3 separate regions of the Homo sapiens genome follow, and regions 1 and 2 are each linked to region 3. A link is a loop called in an ENCODE intact Hi-C map of the cell type or tissue named here. Cell type or tissue: Calu3. All regions are shown on one strand. Region 1 has its middle 78 kb from the start of CDS2. Region 2 has its middle 93 kb from the start of PROKR2. Region 3 has its middle 3.4 kb from the start of LINC00658.

Region 1 (4,000 bases), 240 kb after region 3:
GAAATGACTGGTTGGGCACACTGACTCATGCCTGTAATCCCAGCATTTTGGGAGGCCAAGGCAGGAGGACTGCTTGAGGCCAGGAATCTGAGACTAGCCTGGCCAACATAGCAAGATCCTATCTCTATATATTAAAATAACATTTTTTAGAAACCAGATATTTAACACCAATGGTACAGTTTATTTAGAAAAGGCAGGAAACATGCTTCTTTCCTTTCATTAACTAGTTTTATAAATAGAGTTGGTTTGCCCACATCCTCCAATACTGATAACATGAATTTAGGTATTATTATGAATTCATGTACTTAAATATAATCAATGTGTTTCCATCAACTGCAGTTATTACCCTTACTGATGTTCAAAATGTCCCATGTTTAGGAGCCTCTTCTTGCTGGCTCTGCCTCATTTTGACATGACCCTACTGTTTGCTTTTTATGGCTTCCTTGCTTTCCGGTATGTTTGCAGCAATAAATAATGGACAGATAGAAAGTCTTTGGTCAGATAACAATCCCTCAAGGTTGACTGATGGCTCTGTAGAGTTCAGTGTGAGCAGCTACTTGTGCAACAGCTATGTTCAGGGGCAGGGAGACCCAAACCCAAGAGTAACTCCCCCACCCAGAATGGGGCCACCTCGGGGGTGACATGAAAAAGCCAAGCGACCGGGCACGCTGGCTCATGCCTGTAATCCTAATATGTTGGGAAGCCGAGATGGGCAGATCACTTGAGGTCGGGGGTTCAAGACTGGCCTAGCCGACACGGCAAAACCCTGTCTCTACTAAAAATACGAAAATTAGCTGGGTGTGGTGGCAGTGCCTATAATCCCAACTACTCGTGAGGTTGAGGCACCGCTTGAATCCAGGAGGAGGAGGTTGCAGTGAGCCAAGGTAGTGCCACTGCACTCCAGCCTGGGCGATAGAGTGAAACTCCGTCTCAAAAAAAAAAAAGGAAAAGGATAAGGCCAAGCACTCAGATCAGGAAGAAAACAGGGTGCCAGTGGGAGGAGACACTGAAATAATAACAGTAATATTTATGAAAACTCACTGTGTGCCAGAAGCTAGTCTAAGCTCTTTGAAAGTATTAATGTATTTAATCCTCACAATGATCCGGGGGTGAGTATAATCCCCGTATAGTATAAATGGTATTATCTCCTGTTTTACAGACAAGGAGACTGAAGCGCAGAAAGGTTAAATAACTTGCCCAAGGCCACACAGACACTAAGGGATGGAGTCAGGAATCGAACTCAGGCACTTCCCCAGCCCAAATGGAAAAGAAGACAAGCCATTCCTCCTTTATGGATTTGGTAAGGATGGCTGTGGAGGAGGTTCTAGCACCTGGACAATGCCATGAAATAGTCAGCATTCCAGTGTGAATTTCAGTTCGAGCTGGCCTGGGTGGGTTCAATGCAAGGTCAGCCACGGCTACCACTTCATTCCCCTCCCCTTCATTCCCAAGAACTCCCTTCCCTCTCTGTGCCCCTAGCCTCAATGTCCCGCCCTGCCTCTGCCTTTGCTGGAACATTTCTCTGCTTCTTCCCCGGCATCCCTGAGAAATTCACTTCTCAGCCAAGGTGGTAACATTACAAATAAAAGTTTAAAATAGTGCAAATAAAACTTTCTGTTGGATGATTACTAGATGCTAGGAGTAGACACGTGCTTTGCAAATTTTCTCAATTACCCTTATTTTATAGAGGGGGAAGCTGAGTTGTTAAGGGTTTTGTTCCAGATTACAAAGCTAGTGAATGCTGCGCTAGGATCCTCTGCGGATAAGGATGTCTCACTTCTAAGCCCTGCCTGTGCCTCACTCCTAAACTACTACTGCCCTCTGCTGGGCCCGTGACAGCACTGCCTCACTATGCTGCCTCACTATGCTACAGCAGCAGCCCCAGGCGTCTCTATCACAGAAAGGAAGGGGTGGCCAGGAAGAGTATTTCTTGTTCTCAAAGCTCCTGCAGAGCTCCTCAGATTGCACCAGTCAAAAACATATTATTAATATTCTTTGCTATTATGGACACTATTGGGGTAACTGGTGAAATCTGAATAAGGTTATATAACAGTAAAGGGGCATGTCTACGACTTACAAATAATTAAGAAAAAAAAGTGTGTGTGTGGAGTGAGAACATAAACAAATGTGCCAAAATGTTAACATTTGGAAAATTTGGGTGAAGGATGTAGGAAATTCTTTATACTATTCTTACAACTTTTCTGTAAGTCTAAAACTATTCAAAATACAAAGTTAAATAATTACAACTTCAGGAAGCCACCAACCCCAGCTCCCCAGATTCAGGAGGTTCTCTAATAACTGACAGATTACCAGAGGGCTCCCTCCTGGCCCCACTTCCTGATGAACACCATGGTCGACAGGGAATTTAGGGGCCCGTGAGGCTCTGGCGGGGAAGAAGCTCACTCTTGGGCAGTGGCTACGGGTATCGTCAGTGCCCACAGGATCCCATGAATGCCCCCTCTAACACATGCACTGGTGCACAACTACAGGCAGTGACTGGGGACCCCCAAAAAGGATAAGCTTGTGGGTATCCAGAACTGGTCAGCATAGTGAAGGGAGTGGGAGGCATTTCTCGTGAGGAAGAGTGAAAAGAACAAGATGGAAAACTTGGGAAGAGAAGGCTGGGCAGCAAGGGGAAGGCCAGGAGGCACTTAAGAATCATTGTAGACATGTGTTATGCAAAAGAGGAATCAGATTCAGTCTATGAGGTGTAAGAAGACAGAAGGAGGCCGGGCATGGTGGGTCAGGCCCGTAATCCCAGCACTATGGGAGGCCGTGGCAGGCGGATCACCTGAGGTCAGGAGTTCAAGACCAGCCTGGCCAACATGGTGAAACCTCATCTCTACTAAAAAATACAAAAATTAGCTGGGTGTGATGGCGGGCACCTGTAATCCCAACTACTCAGGAGGCTGAGGCAGGAGAATTGCTTGAACCTGGGAGGCAGAGGTTGCAGTGAGCTGAGATTGAGCCACTGCACTCCAGCCTGGGTAACAGAGCAAGACTCTGTCTCAAAAAAAAAAAAAAAAGGCAGAAGACAGGAGTCCTGGGCAAAGGCACTGGGAGGCACACACCATTCTGCCCTATAGCTTGTGATGTAGAATAATAGCACTGGATGGAACAGCAACATTACCTACCCCAGAAGGGTCACCTCGGGACATCCTGAGGCTCACCCTGGGGATGCTCCAGCACAGGGTGCTGACCAGTTATGATGGGTTTCTGAGAGGGGCTGGACTCACTAGAGGAAGTTTCAATCACTGTTTCTCAACCTCAGCTACACTTTGGAGTAAGTCCAGGGAACTGCTTTTTTTAAAACTCATGCCTGCATCCCACCCCCAGAGACTCTTATCTCATTGGTCTGAGATACTGCCTGGGCACTGGTAGTTTTTTAGGTTCCTCAGGCAATTCTAATGTGCAGCCAAGTTTGAGAATCAATGGCTTCAAAGGCTCTACCTCTAAGGCTCCTGGAATCTACGAGAAATAGAGACCATGTGGGCAAGATCAGAGAGCCCATCTTAGCTGCAGGAATAACTTCAGTTGCCTCAGTCAAATCCACCATCGGTCAAATCTTTGCTGCAGGAATAACTTCAGTTCCCTTGGTCAAATCCAGATCAGAATTTACCCTGAACCTAGACTCAGTCTGATGGATGTGCTTTTTACCCTAAAAATGTGTTTAAGTTTGTTAAAATTGAGAAGTGATATTAACGGAAATGGCACAATGGTGTTTATTTCATTTGAGAACTCCCTAAGTTTTGGTTGATTTGGGAACTGGCAGTGTCCTTTGGTAAATATTGGATGGCGTGTAAGTGAGTACGCCATGGCCAGGCCATGAGTCCATCTCTGGGACTTCCCACCCCGACTGCCTGGCCTCTAAATAATCAAATAGAGAAGTTACTCTTGCTTTGTTTCCCTTCCTCTCCTTTCCCAGGAGACCAAAAGGTAAAGCTGCCCTTTCTTCTCAAGGGAAGAGCACTCAGGCCTCTAGAATTCTGGCCCCAGGAGA
Region 2 (4,000 bases), 230 kb after region 3:
CACAAAGAATTCAGGTCAACCCATAAGCTCTCTCTCCTGGGCTAAAGTGAAATGGAACCAAGGCATGTCCTTGCCTTAAGGTTATAACAGATAATCCATAAAGATGGGCACTTAGCAGAGGCTCTATTAGTTTCCCAGGGCTGCCATAACAAAGTACCACAAATTGGGTGGCTTACATCAGAAATGAACTGTCTCACAGTTCTGGAGGCTGGAAATCTGAAATCGAGGGGTTGACAGGGCCGTGCTCCCCCTGAAAACCTGTAGGGGAGAATTCTTCCTTGCCCCTTTCAGCTCCTGGTGTTGCTGGCAATCCTTAGTGTTCCTCAGCTTGTAGATGTCACTCTAATCTCTGCCTCTGTCTTCACATGGCCATCTTTCTCTGTGTCTGTCTCTCTTCTTCTTTTAAGGACCCCAGTCATGTTGGAGTAGGGCTCCCCTACTCTAGTATGACCTCATACCTATTACAGCTGCAATGACCCTATTTTCAAATAAGGTCACAGTCTAAGGTTCCAGGGGGTAGGACTTCAACTTATCTTTTTGGGGAATACAATTCAACCCAGCATAGGGCATAACGAGTATCTGTTGGAGGAGTGGCAAAAGGTCCTTCCAGCACTGACGTTGTATGTCTCTATAAATGAGACAACCCAACACGAAGGGCTGTAAAAGCAAGAAGCTCCACACGCAGGAACACCATGGCTGCATCCCACGACTGTCCATGGGGACAAGGTCGACTGGTCATATCATTCTGGCTTCTGGCTCTGCCATCAGGTTTTGCGTCATTCAGATCCAGACAGGCTAGGTCCTGACTGCTGTTCAATCAACATACATAATTACATCCTCTAGCCATAGGAGAGCTCTGTTCAAGAATATTTCTTCCTGCCGGGTATGGTGGCTCACGCCTGTAATCCCAACACTTTGGGAGGCCCAGGTGGGCAGATCACTTGAGGCCAGGAGTTCAAAAGCAGCCTGGCCAACATGGCAAAACCCCATCTCTACTAAAAATACAAAAAAAATTAGCCAGGCACAGTGGCATGTACCTGTAATCCCAGCTACTCGCAAGGCTGAGGCGGAAGAATCGCTTGAATCCAGGAGGTGGAGGTTGCAATGAACTGAGATCATGTCACTGCACTCCAGCCTGGGTGACAGAGCGAGACTCTGTCTCAAAAAAAAAAAAAAAAAAAATTCTTCCTACCTGTAGAATTAATTGATGGTCATAATAAGAGCCCAGTGACACTGCACAGTCTAGGGGTATCTTCTGAATCATCAAAGAACAACAAAAATATCTTCGAAAAGTGTTCCTGTGAAGTGTGTTTGAGTGATTTCTTTGAAGTTCACAGTATTAGGTTAAGTCCCTTGAAAGGAGAGACGGAGAGAGGATTTGGGTACAGGGGATTTATTGAGGGTAACTCAGCAGAAGACAGATGAGTGAAGTAGGAGGGGGCAGGGGAAGGAACTGAGCAAAGATGTGGTCTTAGCTGGAGTCCAACTTAGCTCCGAAGCAGGAACTGCACCACAGAGCTGGTCCCACTTTAAGGCAAAAGGGCTGGCCCTTTGTACCCCCATGTCAGTCAGTCATTGGCTGTGGGCTGCGGGAGAGAGGGCAGAACTAACAGAGCAAGGAAGATCTTGCACAAGGAAAAATCTTCAGAGAAGAGGGGCGACTGTGAGCTGATAGCAGCCAACACTCACAGCAGCTGGGAGATGGCTGCACTAGACTGGCTAATACAGGGGACCGGAATACAGCCCCCACGACATCCTCTCCAGTTGGTAATGCATGCATGGAAGAGAAAGGGTGTGTGCCTGGATGTGGTCACCTACATCGACTAGCTCTTGAAAGGCCAAGATTCTGGGTTAGCCTGGAAATCTCACCTCTCAACACTGCTAGAAAACCCTGGTCATAGTGTTTCATTATTCCCAACATCCAGAGGCCACCAATAAAGACCAATTCTCCTAGTGTGTGGAAGCATTGTGAACACTCAGGCGTCTCATTAGTGTATTTCCTACACCCATCTCAGGGTGGTTTATGCCGCAGGGAAGCATTTGAGAGCTCCTGCATTCAGGCTGCTTTGAGTAACAGTGGGCAAGAAATGCTATTAAATCAGGCGTGCTTGTTGATGGAACATCTTCGCCTTTATAATTGTGTCTGGGGATATAAAATGTCATTGGTGGGCAAATGCTTTGTAACAACACAATCTTACCCAAAGACTTATTGATGGTTGGATTATGATGGAGAAGTGCTCAAATAACTATTGATTTCTACTGTATTGTGTGGAGGCGGGGAAGATATATTGCTATGATTTTACCGTCCTCTCCACAATTAACGAGTTGCCTTTTGGTAAGGAACGGCTGGGCACTTGTTTAACCATTAGGTGGCGCTGTCTCCGCGGTAAAGCAGGGCAATGCTGTAGCTACATTGTTAAAATTACTTAGTCACAATGTTACAATGTTACATAGTTGCAATGCTGTAAATCCATAACTGAGGCCATCTCTGAATTAAAAGTAATTTCCCAATTGTCTAAGGTGATGCACAGGACAGGAAAAAGCAAGGTCCACCATAACCACAATGAGCAAGTGGTGGGGTCAAACAGGCTTATTGCAGTTTCTTCAGGGGGCTTCAGGATGGAGAGCCGAGGTCTCAGATCTACTGATGTTTTAACAGCATCCTACCCTTTGAGCACCACCCCTAGCTAGCAGAAGGATGTTAGTATGAACAATGGAGCCACATCTGAGGTTGAAAAAAAGGCAGCTGGGAGAAGAGGTAGTTTTGCTCAAACTATCTGTATCAATAATTATGGAAGCAGGAGGAAAGACAATATTTATTTATATAGCTTTCTATTTATAAAAGAAAAATATGGCCGGGTGCAGTGGCTCACGCCTGTAATCCCAGCATTTTGGGAGGCCGAGGTGGGCGGATCACGAGGTCAGGAGATCGAGACTATCCTGGCTAACACGGTGAAACCCCGTCTCTACTAAAAATACAAAAGATTAGCCAGGCGTGGTGGCAGGCGCCTATAGTCCCAGCTACTTGGGAGGCTGAGGCAGGAGAATGGCGTGAACCCGGAAGGCGGAGCTTGCAGTGAGCCGAGATCGGGCCACTGCACTCCAGCCTGGGCGACAGAGCAAGATTCTGTCTCGAAAAAAAAAAGAAAGAAAGAAAGAAAAATATATCAATGAAACACTGTGAAAACACACAGATAGTATTTTTCCAAACATTTCAAATCACCCCTCCTCTCAGTGTACCTGTTTTGAATATGGTCTACTCCCCTGGTATTTATGTATATATGATTTTTATATGTAAGTAGTTAACACGTATATGTAATATAAGCATATGTATTTATAATTTACATCTCCCTATATGATTTACCAAAATAAGGACCTCCTGTACACTCTGCTTTGCAGTCTGCAATCTATAGCAGTCAATATTATTTTACTGACTCAATATTATTTAGAACCTGACTATAGGACTGTGAAGTAATCCGTCATATTGTCACACTTTGATCACCTAGCTGCTTCCCAGGTGCCTTAGTCCATTTTCTGTTGTTTGGAAAAGAATATCTGAAACTGGGTACGTTATAAAGAAAAGGAATTTATTTCCAACAGTTATGGAAGCTGAGAAGTCCAAGGTCAAGGGGGTGCATATGGTGAGGGCCTTCTTGCTTTGCTAGTGGGGACTCTGCAGAGTCCTGAGGTGGCTCAGGGCATCACATGGTGAGGAGCTGAGTGTGCTAGCCCAGGTCTCTCTTCCTCTTCTTATAAAGCCACCAGTCCCACTCCCATGATAACTCATTGATGTGTTAACCCTCTATTCATGAATGCATTAATCCATTCATGAGGGCTGAGCCCTCATGACCCAACCACCTCTTAAAGACCCCACCTCTCAATACTGCCACATTGGGGGTTAAATGTCAACATGAGTTTTGGAGAAGACAAACATTCAAACCATAGCACCAGGGTTAGATGTTTAGGTGGATAGATTTACAATTAGCTGTTTTGTTTTGTT
Region 3 (4,000 bases):
TCGCTCTGTCGCCCAGGCTGGAGTGCAGTGGCGCGATCTCCGCTCACTGCAAGCTCCGCCTTCTGGGTTCAAGCCATTCTCCCGCCTCAGCATCCCGAGTAGCTGGGACTACAGGCGCCTGCAACCACGCCCGGCTAATTTTTTGTATTTTTAGTAGAGATGGGGTTTCACCGTGTTAGCCAGGACGATCTCGTTCTCCTGACCTCGTGATCCACCCGCCTGGGCCTCCTAAAGTGCTGGGATTACAGGCGTGAGCCACCGCGCCCGGCCTTCTTTTTCTTTTTAATTTTTTTGTAGAACAAATTTTATTTTAAAAATAGGGACGAGGTCTTGCTATGTTGTCCAGGCTGATGTTGAATTCCTGGGCTCAAGCAGTCCTCCCACCTTGGCCTCCCAATGCTAGATTACAGGCATGTGCCACCAGTAGTTTTCTTTAAATCAACAGAATAATAAATTTGGTCATGCTTCCAGCCCACCCACACAGGTAGACACAGCTTAGTTCAGTCTCCACATAGAGAAGACTCCTATATACGAAAAATGTAAAGACGAGGCATTCCTCCGCTTGCTTTCTGAGGACACCCTACCCTGTATTTGAGTAGCCGTCAATAAACCTTCCCTCCCCACTGAACTCTGTGACTTGCCTGGAATTCCCTCCTGCACGAGATCCAAGAACTTTCTCTTAGGGTCTGGATTGGGACCTCTTTTTTTTTTGGCAACACAAGGACATGCCAATTGTAACTTTAGGTCTACAAACTAAGTCTAGTTCTTAATTTCTTTTTTTTTTTTTTTTGAGACTAACTCTCATTCTGTCACCCAGGCTGGAATGCAGTGATGCGATCTCGGCTCACTGCAACCTCTGCCCCCTGGGTTCATGCGATTCTCCTGCCTCAGCCTTCCAAGTAGCTGAGATTACAGGTGCATGCCACCATGCCTGGCTAATTTTTTTTTTTTTTTTTTTTTTGAGAAGGAATTTCATTCTTATTGCCTGGGCTGGAGTGCAATGGCGTGATCTCAGCTCACTGCAACCTCCGCCTCCTGGGTTCAAGCGATTATCCTGTCTCAGCCTCCTGAGTAGCTTGGACAGGCATGCGCCACCACACCCAGCTAATTGTTGTATTTTTAGTAGAGATAGGGTTTCACCATGTTGGTCAGGCTGGTCTCGAACTCCTGACCTTAGGTGATCCACTTGCCTTGACCTCCCAAAGTGCTGGGATTACAGGCATGAGCCATTGTACCCGGCCTTAATTTTTGTATTTTTAGTAGAGATGGAGTTTCACCATTTCATCCAGGCTGGTCTCGAGTTCCTGACCCCAAGTGATCTGCCCGCCTTGGCCTCCCAAAGTGCTGGGATTACAGGCGTGAGCCACCGTGCCCAGCCTAGCTCCTAAAATTAAAGTTGATTCCATGCTGATAATGTTGATCGCAAGCTTAGATAGAAGTGCAGGTGCAGAATAAAGACAAGACTCATTCCTATACCTACCCAGAGACATCTGCATACTTGACTCTTCCTTTACTCTCTTTTTATTTTCAAACATCCAATTTGTCTTATGTAAAATGTAGATTTACCAGGCAGCAGCTAGAGTCTCACAGGAATGTAGCCATTCGCCTTACCACCTGTCTGCCCTTTTTCCTAAAAGCCTTTCCCCCATTTAAGGAAATGTGTAAATACTAAATCCCCTGAAACTCTCTTGAGAAAAACAGCCACAGATGTACCTGTGGCTTGTATTTTTCCCGGAAGCACCCTCAAGCTGACTTAATAAACCTCGATGATTGAGATTTATGCCTTGGTCATTCTATTCAGATGTCAGAAGGACCCATGGGAAGACTCAGAGAGAAAGGTCTGTAGGAAGAGGCTAAGGAGCCCAATCTTCTCCCAGAAAATGGACGCTTCGGGTGGTCATGAATTGTAGGGCTATTGGTACTGGGGTGAGTAAAGAGGAAGAGAAAGAGAGCAAGGCCCCAAGGAGAAGGGGAAACAGGGAGGGAGGAAGGGGCCATGCCCTGTCCTCCCCTCCTCCAGTGTCCCTGCCCCTCTCCAACTTCAGAATTCCCATTGCTCCTTGAGAACTCAGACACTAGCTTCCCCACCAAGGCCTCCTCCCTCTGCATTCCCCCAGCCTGTCCATTCTCGGTCACACTGACTCCGAGTCTGGTCAGCTGCCTGTATGCCTGTCTCACCCAGTTAACTTAAATTCCTTGGGGTCAGGAACAATGCTTTCTTCTTATTTTCCATGCCACAGCTCCAGTTACTGTGACTGACACACAGAAATATTGGCTTGGAGTCGATTATCTCAGGGATGCAGCTCAAAGTAAATGTGTCTTGTATAGAGTGGGCATAGGGATGCTTTAATGAGGAACGAGCAAGTCCCAAGAGGAGCAAGGAAAACTTGAGCTGCAACCACTTTGCATTTCAGATGATGAATTAGAGCGGTTGTTATCGAATCTGCCACCAGAGGGCGATCCAGGTAAAAAAGATCTTCGGGCTACTCTTCAGCCCGGTGACCTGATCTTCCCCCAAACTCAGATCCTTGCTGCCTCCCAGAAACAGCAGACACCTAAGTCCAATGTAGCTTGCCAGGATCTCAGGGAATGAAATTTTATAGTTTGCTGGCATTTTCCTCAGGGGAGCAGAGGCAAGAAAACAATCAAATCCAAGTTTGCGCCACTGCACACCAGCCTGGGCGACAAAGCAAGACTCCCGTCTCAAAAAAAAAAAAAAAAGAAAAGAAAAGAAAAGAAAAGAAAAGAAAGAAAACAATCAAATCCATGGTCTGCTGTTTACTGGATGAAGAATAAGACTGCCTAAAGGCAATGTGTTTAGTACAAAGGTGTCATAAGCTCTGAGATGGTTCCTGCTTTACCAATTTCTGGAAGTGTGACATTAAAGCAACCATTCTCTTTTCTGGGCCTGGTTTTCCTCTGTAAAATGTCAGTTCAAGTTCCAGCCTGTCTTGGGATGTCATCGGCCTTTACAACCTACTTGGGCTATGGCCCTGCGATTAAGTGCACAGTGGAAGCTTAGTCCCCTTGCTTTTCTGCCTCTCTTAGGGAACCACAGTCACAGAAACCAGCACTTGCTGCCATAGGAACTGCTAATATCTTGGACATTCCCTGTATTCTCTCCCAGCCCAAACAGGCATAGCCAGAGGAGTGAGACATGCAGAAAAATGAAAGAAGCCCAGGGCATTGTTCAGCAGTGAGCCTAAAGTCTGTACATGCGATAGCATAATATTTGTGAAAATTCTTGCAAAATGCAAAGCTGATGGCATATGACTTGTAACTCATTCTTGTATATAACAGTAGATCAACATGCAACTGAAGAAAGCACTACTCAGGATGGAAGTAGCCTTGGGAGGGAGGCAAGGAGTAGTGAGGAGGGAGAGAATGAGCTGTTTCTGTAACATTTCATTTCATAAGAGAGATGGATGGACTTCAAGCATCTGTGGCAAAAGGTCACCTCAGATAAATCTGATTGGTTCCAAATTATTTTCTGTAATCCTCCCTATGTTTGACTCATTATTTTAATTAAAAAGAAAAAATATTTAAAGTAATTTTAAAAATAACAGAGCTCACCAGCCCCTTAGAGCGCAGCTTGGTCTAGGGTAGTTTCTTTAACTAGCAGAGCTTTCTGTAGATACAGACATGCGTTCACAAAGTATCTTTAGGTTTCCCAGGCCCGGAGGGGTGAGATAATACTAAGGGAGGGAGATCTGCTCTTGGAGGAGGGACCTGCTCTAACCAGCCCTGTAGCTCTGCAAATCTTTGGGATTTTGTCCTTATCTGTAAATAGGGATGACGTTTGTCCCATTTATCTCATTCAGTTATAATGTGCATCAGATAAGATGATATTTGTAAAAACAACTTGAAAATACAAAATGATGTACACAGGTATTATTTAGTTGTGAAGCTCTAAGTCCTGAGGCCTCGTTTATATTAACAATAGCAATAAAAATAACAATACAGACTGGGCGTGGTGGCTTACACCTGTAATCCCAGCACT

The links. A loop is a pair of places that touch in the nucleus more often than their neighbours do. Peaks named below come from ENCODE experiments on the same cell type or tissue, not always from the same donor. Only the 100,000 strongest peaks of a DNase experiment are listed, where the experiment ranks them.
Region 1: a loop joins it to region 3, with 19 times the contacts of the local background. A loop is called at or near these places in 67 of 110 quality-filtered maps.
Region 2: a loop joins it to region 3, with 5 times the contacts of the local background. A loop is called at or near these places in 16 of 110 quality-filtered maps.

What each region holds. Positions count from the first base shown.
Region 1 is chr20:5,203,394-5,207,393 of GRCh38, reverse strand. No RefSeq gene overlaps it. Among named protein-coding and RNA genes, the nearest start is that of CDS2, 78 kb to the right of the region's middle. In Calu3, a CTCF peak has its summit at 1,824 (motif pointing left); a DNase peak (open chromatin) is centred at 1,833.
Region 2 is chr20:5,221,517-5,225,516 of GRCh38, reverse strand. No RefSeq gene overlaps it. Among named protein-coding and RNA genes, the nearest start is that of PROKR2, 93 kb to the left of the region's middle. In Calu3, a CTCF peak has its summit at 2,401 (motif pointing right); a DNase peak (open chromatin) is centred at 2,376.
Region 3 is chr20:5,447,129-5,451,128 of GRCh38, reverse strand. No RefSeq gene overlaps it. Among named protein-coding and RNA genes, the nearest start is that of LINC00658, 3.4 kb to the right of the region's middle. In Calu3, no CTCF peak of the experiment used is centred here; a DNase peak (open chromatin) is centred at 2,468.